Linked DNA regions of Homo sapiens: all the other regions are linked to region 2. A link is a contact called in ENCODE Hi-C or POLR2A ChIA-PET data. All regions are on one chromosome and are shown on one strand. The core of a region is the stretch at or near the end of the contact, and the rest is flanking DNA. Distances in the headings are between cores, read along the strand shown. Region 1 holds the start of DCAF1 (DDB1 and CUL4 associated factor 1). Region 2 holds the start of TCTA (T cell leukemia translocation altered). Region 3 holds the start of NBEAL2 (neurobeachin like 2).

The links. A loop is a pair of places that touch in the nucleus more often than their neighbours do. ChIA-PET counts read pairs that join two places held with the same protein, here RNA polymerase II (POLR2A). Pooled maps may share reads with other maps.
Region 1: a loop to region 2 is called in a map of naive thymus-derived CD4-positive, alpha-beta T cell, with 17 times the contacts of the local background. The contact joins the promoter of DCAF1 here to the promoter of TCTA in region 2. A Hi-C loop is called at or near these places in 1 of 168 maps with a recorded cell type or tissue (naive thymus-derived CD4-positive, alpha-beta T cell) and 6 of 50 pooled maps. POLR2A ChIA-PET finds 5 or more read pairs at or near these places in 3 of 52 experiments (GM10248, WTC11 and activated B cell).
Region 3: a pooled map shows a loop between it and region 2 (5-fold over the local background). The contact joins the promoter of NBEAL2 here to the promoter of TCTA in region 2. A Hi-C loop is called at or near these places in 6 of 50 pooled maps. POLR2A ChIA-PET finds 5 or more read pairs at or near these places in 2 of 52 experiments (BJ and activated naive CD4-positive, alpha-beta T cell).

What each region holds. Positions count from the first base shown.
Region 1 is chr3:51,498,305-51,502,778 of GRCh38, forward strand. DCAF1 (DDB1 and CUL4 associated factor 1) reads right to left here and starts at 1,711. Exons shown (of 25, transcript NM_001387579.1): 1 at 1,569-1,711. RefSeq lists an enhancer at 1,161-1,260 and silencers at 1,371-1,600, 3,853-3,952.
Region 2 is chr3:49,409,548-49,414,384 of GRCh38, forward strand. TCTA (T cell leukemia translocation altered) reads left to right here and starts at 2,876. Exons shown (of 3, transcript NM_022171.3): 1 at 2,876-3,093; 2 at 3,509-3,563. The coding sequence starts at 2,880. RHOA (ras homolog family member A) reads right to left here and starts at 2,429. Exons shown (of 5, transcript NM_001664.4): 1 at 2,273-2,429. RefSeq lists enhancers at 1,576-2,550, 2,449-2,743, 2,679-3,088 and silencers at 1,869-1,958, 1,969-2,248, 2,309-2,608.
Region 3 is chr3:46,977,160-46,981,804 of GRCh38, forward strand. It overlaps NBEAL2 (neurobeachin like 2), which reads left to right and starts at 2,507. Exons shown (of 54, transcript NM_015175.3): 1 at 2,507-2,753. The coding sequence starts at 2,703. It also overlaps a transcript of CCDC12 not described here. RefSeq lists enhancers at 178-878, 2,781-3,561, 3,562-4,342 and silencers at 2,234-2,423, 2,524-2,863.

The sequences.
Region 1 (4,474 bases), core at 461-2,960, 2.1 Mb after region 2:
AGACAAGATCGCGCCACTGCACTCTAGCTGGGGCAACAGAATGAGACGCTGTCTCAAAAAAAAAGAAAAAAGAAAAAAAAAAAAAAAAGAGTTATCACACCACTGCACTCCAGCCTAGGCTACAGGGCAAGATCCTGTATCTAAAAAAACAGGCCAGGTGTAGTGGCTCATGTCTGTAATTCCAACACTTCGGGAGGCTGACCAGGGAGGATCACTTGAGTTCAAAACCAGCCTGGGCAACATACTGAGACCACTGTCTCTATAAAAAATAAATGAATAAAAATAAAAAATTTTAAAACTGTATAATAGGCAGAACAGTAAAACACTGTACTCAGCAACTACGCAAGAGATACTAAGTACAAAATGATTTCCCTACATTCCCCAAATTCTCTATTATCTCTTTAACATCCAAAAATATATACCCACTCAAAAATGGGTAATGAATAAATGTTATATAGAAAACCCAAATGGTCACATCATTAAGAAAAATACTAAATAGATCCTAAAATCTAAATATACACATTTACATAAACATTAAAGGTAAACTCCAGTAAGCTGGAAAAAGAAAATGCAGGATGATATTACCAATTAACCTCTCATTCTGTACATTAACGATGCATTTTGAACAGGAAGATGCTACTAATATAAAAAATTAAGACATGTAAACTAATTAAAAGGCTTCATCAAAAAAACAGGGTAAGGAAAAACCAAGACCAACATGACATGGCCAAGGACGAGTCATTTGTGACTCAAAAATAGCTAAATACAAACACTCCAAAACTATTTCCTCAACAAATGGAAAACCAGAGCGCTGCCACCGCAGTAAGAGGAAACCAGACAGAAAACCGTCTAAGAAGTGAAGTTGTTAAGCAAACGCTTCTGACACCCCAGTTGAAAACTACTATAACCCCCGGAAATAGACTCCAGGGAAGCTTCGCGGGCACTCTGAGGTTTGACTCCAGGCTGCGGGACCCGCACACCTCTCTTTCCAACCCTTCCCTCTTTCATGGGGATGGGAGGAGCGCCCGGAAAGCTCCGCCCCCGTCGCACGGTCCAAGAGGCAGGCGGGTGCAGGGAGAGGTGGCACGAGGCCGAGAGACGGGAGAGCCCGCCCAGGTGACTGGAGCTGGAGGCGGAGACACAGTCCGGGAAGGGGCCCGCCGTATAGTACGGAAGATGGAGCCCCGCAAGCCCGTACGGAACAGAGACTAGGAGGATTGGAAGGAAAAAGAAAACAAGGGAAATGAAATGCGCCCCTCCTCCAGGTAGGGGCGGACACACCCCGCCCCCCCACTCCGGGCGGAAGAGTTACTCTCGGGAAGCTTCTCGTGGGGAGTGGAGGAAGAACGTGGAGGCCCCGCCCCCAGGACAAGAATCAGGAGGAGGAAAAGTCCTGTCAGGCCCCGGGCCCAGCCTCCCGGCAGACCGGCCCGCCCCCTCCTCGCCGGCGGCCCAAGCAGGTGCCGCCCCTCCCCCAAGCCCGGCGCCCACTCTGCCGCCCGGCCAGCCGCGCGACCTGCTTCCTCGCGCCCCTCCCGTAGAGTCGCCTCCCTCCATTTCCCACTCACCGTCCGAGGCGGCTCCGCCGCTGCCCCCCCCCGACCCCGCCAGTGGCCACAGTTCACACACACACAGCCTCAGGTCCCGCACTCACTCTCCACTCACACACACACACAGCGCGACCACGGCTCCACAGCGGCCCACATATTATGCGTCACTCGCGCGCTACGTGCACCGCGCGCGCGCGCTCGCGCCTACTTGGCGCGAGGACCGCGAGCAAGGGGCGGGAAGAGAACGCCTGCACGATCGGGGAAAAAAAAAAAAAAAAAAAAAAAAAAAAAAAAAAAATCGAAGAGCCCCGGGGACGCCTGGGAAATGAAGTTCCGCGTCTAGGGGCGGGCCCACCAGTCCCAATTGACGCATGAGCTCTTCGCCTGGCGCATTGACTTCTGGATTTGTAGTTTTTTTGGATAAATGCGAACTGCTGAGTACTCATTGGCTGCTTCGGAAGGCGGAAGTGAAAAGTGAGGGAGCCAATCCTTCTAAGACAGTACTGTAATCGCCTGATACTTTTTCAGTGTCTTGTTCTGACCTGTGTGCGCAAAGAGCCTCTGTTTTATTTGGCCATTTGCCTTATCTTACCTAGAACATACCGTGATCTAAGAAAATATTTCTCATAAACATATCAGAAATCACAGCACTCATTAAATCAGAAGGCACTGGTTGTTTTTTGTTTGTTTTGTTTTGTTTTTTTGAGACAGAGTCTCGCTCTGTTGCCCAGGCTGGAGTGCAGTGACGATCTCAGCTCACTATGACCTCCGCCTCCCGGGCTCAAACAGTCCTCCCACCTCAGCCTCCAGCTGAGACTACAGGCGCATGCCACCACACCCAGCCAATTTTTGTTTCTGTTTTGTATGTGCGTGTTTGGTAGAGACATGGTTTTGCCGTGTTGGCCAGGCTGTTCTCGAACTCCTGGGCTGAGTTCTCCCAGCCTCTTTTTTCTCTGTCTTTTTTTTTTTTTTTTTTTGACAGGGTCTCGCTCTGTCATCCACGCTGGAGTGCAGTGGCGCGATCACAGCTCACTACAGCCTCAATCAACCTCCTGGGCTCAAGCTATCTTCTCACCTCAGCCTCCCAAGTAGCCGGGGCTACAGGTGTGCACCACCACACCCGGCTAATTTTTAAAAATTTTTGTAGAGACGAAGTCCCACTGTGTTGTCCAGGTTGGTCTTGAATTTCTAGGCTCAAACGATTCTCCTGCCTCGGCCCCCCGAAGTGTTGGGATTACAGGCATGAGCCACTGCACCCAGCCTCTGTCTTTTTGTTCAAGACCTAGCCTGTAAGAATCAATAGATACTTATTGCCAGGTTATTATACGTGAGGCAGAGAAGTGAAAAATCAAAAGCTCATAGATTAAGGCAGGACTGACCTCACAGGTCACTTAATTCAATTTCTTCATGTTGTTGGGAAAAATGAGGCCCAGAGGGAGTGAGCGACTTGCCCAGCATCACACAACCAATTAACAGCAGAACCAGAGGACTCCTTACTCTGACCAGCAGTCCCTCTTGTGGGGCATAGAAGATAAACATGACCCACAGTTGAGCAGAATCTCGACCTGACAAGATCCTACCCAGCGTTCAAGGCCTTATGCAGCTCATTATCTCTCCGGGAATGCTGAGCAAGTCTCCGTGCATCTCCATGAGTCTTCACGGCAATACTGTCACATGAATACAAGACACAGCAAGCCTGCTGCTATGCTCAGGCTCGACAGCTAGTAAGGATCCTGAATCCTGGGTCCCTTGGTTTCATTCCCCACTAGATCCCATTTCCCTCTTTCCAGAAAAGGGACCATCCTCCTTCTCTTAAATGTGTAACTTGGAGCTACTGCTCCAAGCAGAGATTCTCTAATATGTGCTGGGAGCGCCACAGACATGTCACCTTTCTTCACTTCTTTCTCCTGCCACAACACACAGGTCCCTTCTCTGTGCTTCTGGAACTCTACCTCTGTCAGTAATGGCCAGTACCATTTCTTTCAACTTCAGAGCATGCTGGGCCCTGAGCCAAGTGTTCCAGCCACACTCTCTCATTTAACCCTCACTACCCTGCCACACACACAGGGAAGATATGGTTAATCACCTTTACAGATGAGAAATCTGGACCCAGAGAGGTAGAACAAGGAATGGAACCCACATGCCATTCCTCCAGCACTCCTTCAGGTGACTTTCCTGCCATGCCTCCCTGGGCCATGAACCTAAAATGTATGAGGATGGGACATTTAAGCCTTGGATATCTCCCCTCTGACTATGGTCTAGCCGGCCCAGTGGTGACTTCTCCGCTGGCTGGGGTCCTAAGAGGCAGAGCCCTTAGGGGAGCTCAAGGCTTAGCTCACGCGCTCCTGGCACTGCCTCAGTCTGCCACCAGATGGCACTGCTTCATTTCAGAAACCCAACCTGGTCAGAGCACTGTGGCTCATGCCTGTAATCCCAGCACTTTGAGGGGCTGAGAATCTCTTGATCCCAGGAGTTCAAGACCAACCTGGGCAACATAGAGAGACACCCCCACCCTCACCCTTGCTCCACTGTCTCTACAAAATATCTTAAAAATTTGCCGGACGTGGTGGTGCATGCCTGTAGTCCCAGCTATTTATGAGGCTGAGGTGGGAGGATTGCTTGAGCTTGGGAGGTTGAGGCTACAGTGAGCTGTCATTGTGCCACTGCACTCCAGCCTGGGTGACAGAGAGAGACTCTGTCTCAAAAAAAAATTTTTTTTTAATTTTTTTAAAAAACAAACCCAGCCTGGGGCCCTGGGTTGGTGATGGGAGCAAGAAGCATTAAGAAGGGGCTTTGGAGAAGCCAGGGCCTAGGAGGCAGGGGAAGCAGGGGAGGAGACAAACAAGGCCTCTCCAGCAGCCACGCCCTCAGGAATCTGCACTCTTAACTCCTGCAGCCTCCTCTACCCCTGCCAACACCTCCCC
Region 2 (4,837 bases), core at 1,626-4,125:
AGCTGATCAGTCTTTCTTCTCAGAGTTAACATATATCTCTCAGCTCTCTAAGACAATTAAAAAGACGCAAACTAGCACCTTCTCCAGTCACTGCATGGACTCCACCCCATGGACAAGAAACACCTGAAGAGCTACCTGTTTTTACTCTCCTAATAACTTACACCCCCATATGACCAGAATAAACTTTTAAAAAGCAGTTAACTGACAAATGGAAAGAAATCAGGACTACGAAAATACTCCACCACCACCACATGCATGTGCACAGGGAATTGTTTACTTGATACACGCAGTACCCCAAATCAACAGTCAAAAGTGCCCACAGTTAACTAAAAATATCTTAGCCTGACCTAAATATCTTGGTTTTGAAGCAGTAAAGTGTAGGCCTTGCTCTAGAAGTTGGTCCCTTAAAAAAAAATCCAAACAAAGCCATGATTAGGCCAACCAGGGACCCTCGTACATTCATCTATCTCCCTCAATTGAAGGCAGGACCATCCAGTTAACAAGGGGAGAGTGCTGTGTAAGCTAATGAACCGAAATTTTTTGGCAAATGAACAGTTTCTCCCAAACTATTCACCATCAACAAGGTTTAAAAGAAGAAACAATGGAATAAGCTAGAAGTCCTGAATTTTAGCTGACTCTGGAGGCCAACTGCTTGGGAGTAAATGGAGAATACCTTAACAGAGCAGACAGTTCTGGTCTGCTCCTGACTAGATAGGTAACCTTGGGAAATTTACTTAAGTCTCTGGGACTCAGTTTGCTCATCTGCAAATGGGGTTGGACAACCAGTCCTGAAAGATTCCTCTTAGATCTAAAACTCAAGAACTACACAGTATTCCTACTCTCTTCTTCCCTCCAACACAGATTTTTATGAGAACAGAGAGGATAAATCTAGCACTAGACTTTAACTCAAACCAAGGTGCACCTTATATATTTAATGTCCCCAAGAGCCATCAGTGCTCCACAAAAGTAGATGGAACCAATTAAGACAAGTTATCCAGAGATCCTTCAATAAGTCATTCTTTACAATTAAAAACTAGTTTTTCAGTCCAATGTCACTTGTGCCAAATGCTCAAAACAGTATCTCCGCCAATCTAGCCACATCTAAGGTGACAATCATCCGCATGGTACACATTACACATCTGGGTGATACTAAGTGGTTGAAAAATTCTCTCCACATACAACATTTTAAATTATGGAAGTTTTTTGGTTTTTCAATTTTTCTCCTTCAGAAAGGCAGAGTGAAATATCTACTTACACACCTGCAAGAAACGTTTAAGACTTTCTTCAAGACAGAACCAAACAAGTCAACAACAGAGGTAAAAATTTAAAATCAGAACTATTAAAAAACACAAGTGGAACCAACTTTGAGGTAAAAAGGATTCCAATTTTCCACCGTAAACTACTAAACAAGGTTTGTGAACAAATCAACTTGGATGCGAATAGCGCTATTCAATGAAGACGACCCGTAACTGTAGATCCAATCAGTAACTAAGGTACAGATATTTAGATCATTCCTAATCAATACAGCGACTTCGACTAAGCAACATTGCATCTATTTTCATGCAACATCGCTTAAATCATTTACAGTTTTGTGTGTTGTTTTTTTTTTCCAAATGGAAAATACCCCTTTTCCACTCAAAACAGACCCCAAAGCTTTCAGACGAGTTCGGGCGCGTTCCAGGTGGTATGGCCGTAGATCATACCCCTAAGCGTTCAATACAATCTTTTACTTACTTACACAGTCTCCAACAAGTCTGCATTAAAAGAAAACCTACCCAAAGTGTAACTGGACTTTAATCAATATGAAACAGTGATTGTCGTTTCTCGTTAAACGTAAAAAGCAAAATGGAGTTGTAAAGAGTTTCTTTCCCATTTCAACTCCGACAGCCACGCGCGCTTTCAGCGGCCGGCTACACTGCGCGGTCGCGGGGCCCGGCCCAAAGCCCCCGCCCTGCCCGGCGCCGCTGGGAGAGGAAGCTCCGGGGACCGAGGGCGGGCAGGCGGGCAGCCTGGGCTCCACCAGGCCCGGCCGGGCGGGGGAAGGGGCACAGGAGACTACCGGGCGCGCTTCCGGGGACTGCGCGGGCGGGGTCGCCGCTTGGGGCGCGGGGCCCGGGCTGGGAGTCAGGTCAAGGGTCAGGGGCCAGGGGCGGCTCGGCCACGAGCAGCCGGTGGGGCGCGGCCGCGGCGGTGCGGCGGCCTGCCGGCCGGAAGAGTACCGGGCTGGCGGGCCTGGGGCCCCGCGGCGCCTGGAGGGAACCCTTCCGCTCACCTCAGGCAACGAATCCGAGTCCAGCCTCTTCGCGCCGGGGACGCCGGTCCGCGAGTCGCAAACTCGGAGACGAAGGCGGGTAGCTGAAGACCAGACCGTGGACTAACGAGAGAACCGACGGAGGACCGCGGGCGGCGGGAGGGTAGCGCGAGAGAGCGAGGGCGGGCGGCGGCGGGAGGGCGGGGAACGACGTGCGCGCCTCCGAGTGCCCAGCGGGCTCGAGCCGGCACAGGTCGCGGCCCCGCGCACGCGCGCGCACTCACAGCTCATCCACTATTGCTCAGGAGCCCGTCCACGCCCTAAAAGCAAAACCCTTAACCAATCATTGCAGCCGCGTGGGGCATCACGGGAACTCCGGGGCTATAAAAGACCTGGTTGCTATTTTGTACTCCCGGAGTCACTCATCCCTTAAGCAAGCAGGGTGGGGTTAGGTGCGCGTGCGCGGTTTTAATACTCCTCCCCGAACTGCCAACTCTTCACGCACGCGAAGTAGGCCCCACCCTGGCTGGGTTTACGCGTGCGCACTAACGGGCCTGGTCCCGGAAGACCACACGCGTGCGTGGTGGGGACTACGGTGACAGTACCCCGGGTGGGGCGAGGGCCAGTCATGGCGGAGTCCTGGTCTGGGCAGGCCTTGCAGGCTCTGCCGGCCACGGTGCTGGGCGCGCTGGGCAGCGAGTTCTTGCGGGAGTGGGAGGCGCAGGACATGCGCGTGACCCTCTTCAAGCTGCTGCTGCTGTGGTTGGTGTTAAGTCTCCTGGGCATCCAGCTGGCGTGGGGGTTCTACGGGAATACAGTGACCGGGTTGTATCACCGTCCAGGTGAGGCTTCCTACGAACCTCCGTGGGCTGGCCGCCCCCGCCCCCACCCTCTCCCGACTGTACCATTGGGTTCCCCACTATCCTGCAAGAGGCTCATCAGAACTTAACATTGGTTCACGGCCTTACTACCCTGAACGCATCTGACCTCGGAAGCTAAGCCAGGTACTTGGATGGGAGAACTTAACGTTGTGCCCTGACTCATGCCACCATACCATTTTACGCCAGAATCCCCACCAGTCCACCCATCACATTGTATCTGTTCCTCAGAACTCTCACCTGGCAATACCATTAGTCCCTTAGGACCCTCACCAGACTTCACCAAACAATACCAGTGGTCTCTAACCTGACCTGGGCTGATGCCTGCTCAGATTCCCACCCCAGCCTTCTGCAGCTCTGGATGTGTTTCTGCCTCCAGGTCTGGGTGGTCAGAATGGATCCACGCCTGATGGCTCCACGCATTTCCCTTCGTGGTGAGTAAATCTGTCCATACCGCAACCCCATGCTTGGCATTCCAAGGACACTCCTGTGCTGGTGACAGAGAGGGGAGTTCTCAGGCTTTAAGCCCACCAGCTTAATGGCCTTTGCAGCAAGCTTCAAGTCTGCACGTAGAGCTCAGGCTTCAAGTTAGGGTGACACCAAGGTCTGGACAGTCCATCATCATGCTGTTCAGCAGCCTGTAGGATAGGTGGTGGTATTGTCATAATTTCAGAGAGATGAAATGACAGGTTTGTTGGATTCCACTCTGCACAATCCCCTCAGTTGGGAAGGCAGTAATCTCTGTCCTGAGCACATTGACCTCATCAGGGTCAGCCTCCTCTTCTGCAAAACATGCGCTCACTAATCAGGGCATTCATTCAGATAATCTCTGGGCCCCTATCACGTGATAGGGGCCACACGAGGCCCAGAGAACAAAGACAACCCGGGCCCTGCTCATGGGGAGCCAGGGATTTATTAGGGGAGGGCGGCAGTGCATGGGGCAAGGGTGGTCAGGGAAGGCTTCTCCCAAGAAAGACACCTAAGCCGAGATCAAATGCCACAGGGTGACAAAGTGTACCAAGCAAAGGGAATGGATTGAGCAAGGCTAAGAGGGAAGAATACGGGTGACATATTAGAATAGGTAAGACTGTGATGCTGGAGCTTGAACGTGAGAGCTTGTTGGACCCTGGGAGCCATTGAAAGACTAACTCAGCAAGGCTGTGGTCTGATCTAATTTGCCTTTATAAATGCCTACTTCATGGCAAGTAGATAAAGGGGTCCAAGAGTTAGGGCTAGAGGTTAGAAAGGCTGCCACTGCCCAGGTTTCTGTCTTAGAGAAGAGGCCAGGCCCCATGGCTCATGCCTGTAATCCCAGCACTTTGGGAGGCTGAGATGGGCGGATCACTTGAGGTCAGGAGTTTGAGACTAGCCTGGCCAACATAGGGAAACCCCGTCTTTACTAAAAATAGAAAAAATTAGCTGGGCATGGTGGCATACGCCTGTAATCCCAGCTACTCGGGAGGCTGAGGCATGAGAATCACTTGAACCCAGGAGGCAGAGGTTGCAGTGAGCCCAGATCACGCCACTGCACTCCAGACTGGGCATCAGAGTGAGACTCTGTCTCAAAAAAAATAACAGGCCGGGCATGGTGGCTCACGCCTGTTCCTAGCACTTTGGGAGACTGAGGAGGGTAGATCACCTGAGGCCAGGAGTTTGAGACCAGCCTGGCCAACATGGCGAAACCCCGTCTTCACTAAAAATACAAAAA
Region 3 (4,645 bases), core at 1,257-3,756, 2.4 Mb before region 2:
CAAGGCTCGAATGCCTTCAAGAAACCTTCCCTGGGCCGGGCGCGGTGGCTCACGCCTGTAATCCCAGCACTTTGGGAGGCCGAGGAGGGCGGACCACGAGGTCAGGAGATGGAGACCATCCTGGCCAACATGGTGAAACTCCATCTCTACTAAAAATACAAAAATTAACTGGGCGTGGTGGCGCGTGCCTGTAATCCCAGCTACTCGGGAGGCTGAGGCAGGAGAATCGCTTGAACCAGAGAGGCGGAGGTTGCAGTGAGCCGAGATCGTGCCACTGCACTCCAGCCTGGCAGCAGAGCAAGACTCCGTCTCAAAAAAAAAAAAAAAAAAAAAAAAGCCTTCCCTGATCCTCCACTTCGATCCCACCCTAATACAAGGTATGACTTACACCTCTGCAGCTGTCAGTGGCTCCCCGGACTCACCTGACAAGCGCCCCTAAGCCCCTCTGTGACCACTCTCAGCTCAGACAAAGCCTGCACAGTGAGGGGGACCTGACTGTATGGCTGTTTCCCTCTGGACTCAAAGATGATCCCCTCTCATTCCCATCCCCTCCTGGAGCAGCAAAGTCCTCAGGGTCAAGTTACCTTTCCCGGGGAAGAGCAAACCCCAACCTGGGTCCAGTGGGCCTCAAGTACTGCCCCCAATCCCCAGCTTAGAAAGACTTGGGGTGGCCTCGACTGCAAGTCGCCACAAGATTCATGGCTACCCAGCAGAAGCTGCCAGAGTCTTCTTTCCTGCATGAACTAGAGTGTCCTGATAACCGCGAGACCACTTAGGCTGAAGTCAAGATATTCTTTCAGTATGTGGGGGTCCCCAAAGCCACACCCCCTCTCACTTGGGAATAGGAGACCATGCCGCCCCCTCTCCACCTCCACTGCCAGGGGACAACTAGCCTCTTAGGCTGTTCCCTCCCTGAGTCTTCCCTTCCCAAGCTGGCTACAGGTGGACATCCACTCTTCCCCTTCCAACTCCCTTCAGAGGCCCATGGGCCACAGACTGCAGATCTAGCCCTCCCTTCACTAACCCTCTTGTCCTCACTAACCTGGGTCTGTCTAAGCCTTCTTCCCTGTAGTGGATGGGTTGCTCTGCCAAGGCCTGGCATGCAGTTTGGAGGTGCTCAGGAAACCTCAGCTCAGAGCTATGATGGATGAAGCAGGACAAAAGGCCAGAGGTGAACCAAGAAGCTGGGAGAACAAAACAGGACAGGGTCTCTGTTGTCTTGGCCAACCAAGGTCTAGGAGTCTCCAGACTGGTCAACTCCTGGAACGAGTAGCACCCCTCTGGGCCCAGAAAACTTCTCCCCAGCCCCAACAAAGAGCCTGATCCCTGCCCAACACCAGGGGTTGGGTCCCTGCCACCATCACCCCGTGCCCCTTTCCCCGTGTCCAGACTGTGAGGTAAGGGGATGGGGAAGGGGGCACGGGGTGATGGTGGCAGGGACCCAAAAAAGAGTCAGTCAAGCCTGGGTCCCTGCCCCTGCTGCCCAAGTGGTCCTCATTTGGTCAACTTGGGCCTCAGTTTCTCCATCTGTAAAACAGAGCCGGCCGGGTGCGGTGGCTCATGCCTATAATCCCAGCACTTTGGGAGGTCGAGGCGGGTGGATCATGAAGTCAGGAAATCCAGACCATCCTGGCTAACACGGTGGAACCCCGTCTCTACTAAAAATACAAAAAATTAGCTGGGCCTGGTGACACGCGCCTGTAGTCCCAGCTACTCAGGAGGCTGAGGCAGGAGAATCACTTGAACCCAGGAGGCGGAGATTGCAGTGAGCCGAGATCGAGTCACTGCACTCCAGCCTGGGCGACAGAGTGAGACTCTGTCTCAAAAACAAACAAAAAACAGAGCCATGAGGCACCCACCTGTTGAGGTTAAAGAAACAACATATGTGAAGCAAGTTCTGGGCCCTGGAGTTGGGGAATGGGGGGAGCCCCTCCACTGGAGCGTTTGGGAAGGCTTCCTGGAGGAGGGAGGGGGACCCGTGGCAACGGTCTAAGCCTCTCTGGGATCTGGGAGGGCACCGCGGCCCCGAAGGTATTTCAGGCTAGTCCTGCTACTCTCTAACTTCCCGCCATCACACTCCACAAACAGCTAGAGCTCAAAAGTTGCGTTTCGGTCTTCCCATAAAGCGACAGAGTAGCACCTGGCATTTGATAAGCGCTACAAGGGGTCGTCATGGTGGTGGTGGAGATTATTGTTGAAGGACCCTCGCCACCTCCACGCGGCCCGCCGCCCCTTCCCTGAATGGCGGCAAATGCAGTCAGGCGAGCAGCGTCCTGGGCGGATTCAGACCCTGGGGAAGTCTGGAATTCCTCACCCCGACCCTCGTCCCGGAGGCTCAGGCTGGCCCTTCCAATGGCACTGGTGGGGCAGGGCAGCGGGGCACCCTCCCGGGCCGCCCGGCCCATAGGCCCCTCCTCCTGCCAGGCTCTCCGCCCTTTACATGGTCCCAGGAGAGGCGGGGCGGCGGTGACTGCAGCGAAGTGCAGGAAGCTGGGCGGCGGCCGGCAGTGAGGAGGAGGAGCGAGCAGACTTGGGTGGCTCTGCGCCGCGGAGGCCACAGCCGCAGACTTCCCCAGTAGTACCGCGCCGCTCCGCCCCGGAGTGACGCCCTCCGCCCATGGGCCTGGCCGAGGGCAACCGGCGGGCGGCGCGGAGGAGGCGGCGACAGGTGGCGCGCAGCAGGGCCGGAGCCGGGCCGGGCCATGGCCGCCTCGGAGCGGCTGTACGAGTTGTGGCTGCTCTACTACGCGCAGGTGAGCCCGCCCCGCCCCGCGCCCGCACCCGCACCCGCGGTGCCCCCAGCTTCGCGCGCCCCGCGCCTGCTGCACCTGGCGCCCCGCGCCGCTGGGGCCGCGTAGCCGCGCGCGCGGGCGCGCGCGCGCAGGGCATGCTCCGGCTCCGCACACACGTGTGTGCCCCCAGCCCGCCGGGTGCCTCTGGCACTTATGCCTTGGGGACAGAGCTCGCGGTCGTGCACTTCATAGCAACCCACCCCCGCGAGCAGGACCGTGCAGCCTGAGTCTTTCTTGCTAGAGGAGAGTGGCCTGGGCCGAGGCGGCCGGACACTTGGCCTTTTTACAAATGGGGAAACTGAGACCTGGAGAGACCTGGAGACTGGCCAGGAGGCTAGGGGGAGGGGGACTCAATTTGTCTATGAGCTGCCTCTCCCTTGGGCGCGGCCTGATTGGGTGGTCGTGGCCAACGGGTCTGGGGGTGTGGGCCAAGGTAGGGAGGTGTGTGGAAGGGGAATGCTCCCACTTCAGGTCCTTCTTGAGTTGCATCCCCCCACACCCCAGCGAACAGGCTGTGATAAGCTCTTCCCTGACTTGAAATGACCCACCCCACCCCACCCCCATTCTGAGGGGTAGACCCAGGACCTCTCTAGGAGCAGAAGAAAAGGTTTTCCTCTGGATGCCCAGGGTGAGGGTGGGTCCTTGAGGCCCTGAGGGATGTCTGAAAAGGTTGGAGGGAGGCCCGTTCCTCCTGAGCTCCCCACCCATCTCAGAAAATACTTCAGGTGGAGTCAGAAGGTGAGGGGAGTGACTCAGACGTGGGTGTCCCATCAGCTGAGAACCTGGTATCACTCACACCGTCTCACACACATAGTCCCCCATTTTCCTTCTGTACCCACAGCAGGGAGGGATCCCAGGGTAACACTCCCCTCCCCTTCACCCAGCACCTCCCTCCCTGCACCTGCCTGGCATCATGCTCCTGGCTCAGGTGTGCCCTGGGCACAATGGACCATTGTGTGCCCTGAACAGTTTGTCAGTGGGGGGAATTCATGCTCAGACACGCTGGCCCTCCATAAGGAGGCTGGCCCACTGTCTTCCACGGACCTGGAGTCCAGGCCAGAAGGACCACAGCCTCTTCAGTCCGCTCAGGTTGTGAGAGGTCCAGGCCCCAGCAGGAGGCCAGGCATGGAGTAGAGTCCCTCTTTGGTATAACTCAGATCGAACTCGACTTCTGAGCCTCTGCTTCCTGCCTGTAAAACTGACACAGCCCTGGCCGGGCACGGTGGCTCACACCTGTAATCCCAGCACTTTGGGAGGCCGAGGCGGGCAGATCACAAGGTCAGGAGATCGAGACCATCCTGGCCAACATGGTGAAACCCCATCTCTACTAAAATACAAAAATTAGCCGGGCGTGGTGGGGTGTGCCTGTAATCCCAGCTACTCGGGAGGCTGAGGCAGGAGAATCGCTTGAACCAGGGAGGCAGAGGTTGCAGTGAGCCGAGATCGCGCCACTGCACTCCAGCCTGGTGACAGAGTGAGACTCCGTCTCAAAAAAATAAAATAAAAATAAAAAACTGACACAGCCCTGACCTCAGGGGCTTCCTGGACTCTGTGGAGAGGTAGCCATTATAGCTGGTCCAGACCAGAGAAGGCTCCTGTTTTCCTGGCCCCATTGGGTCCCCTCGCCCCAGCTTCTCTGCCTGCATCCCCAGTGGTTGTGAAGGAGCAGAGGGTTTGAAGAGAAGCCTACCCTAGTCCTCCTTCCTCGGACTGCCCCATAGCTATGGGCAGGCTCTAGGTGCATGGGCAGGTAAAGGGGGCTTAAACCAGCTGGTGAGTGTGAGGGATGTTAATGATAGGTCTTCAGCCTGGGTGGCAGGCTGCTGGGAGTGTCTTGGTATCTCCCAGGACAG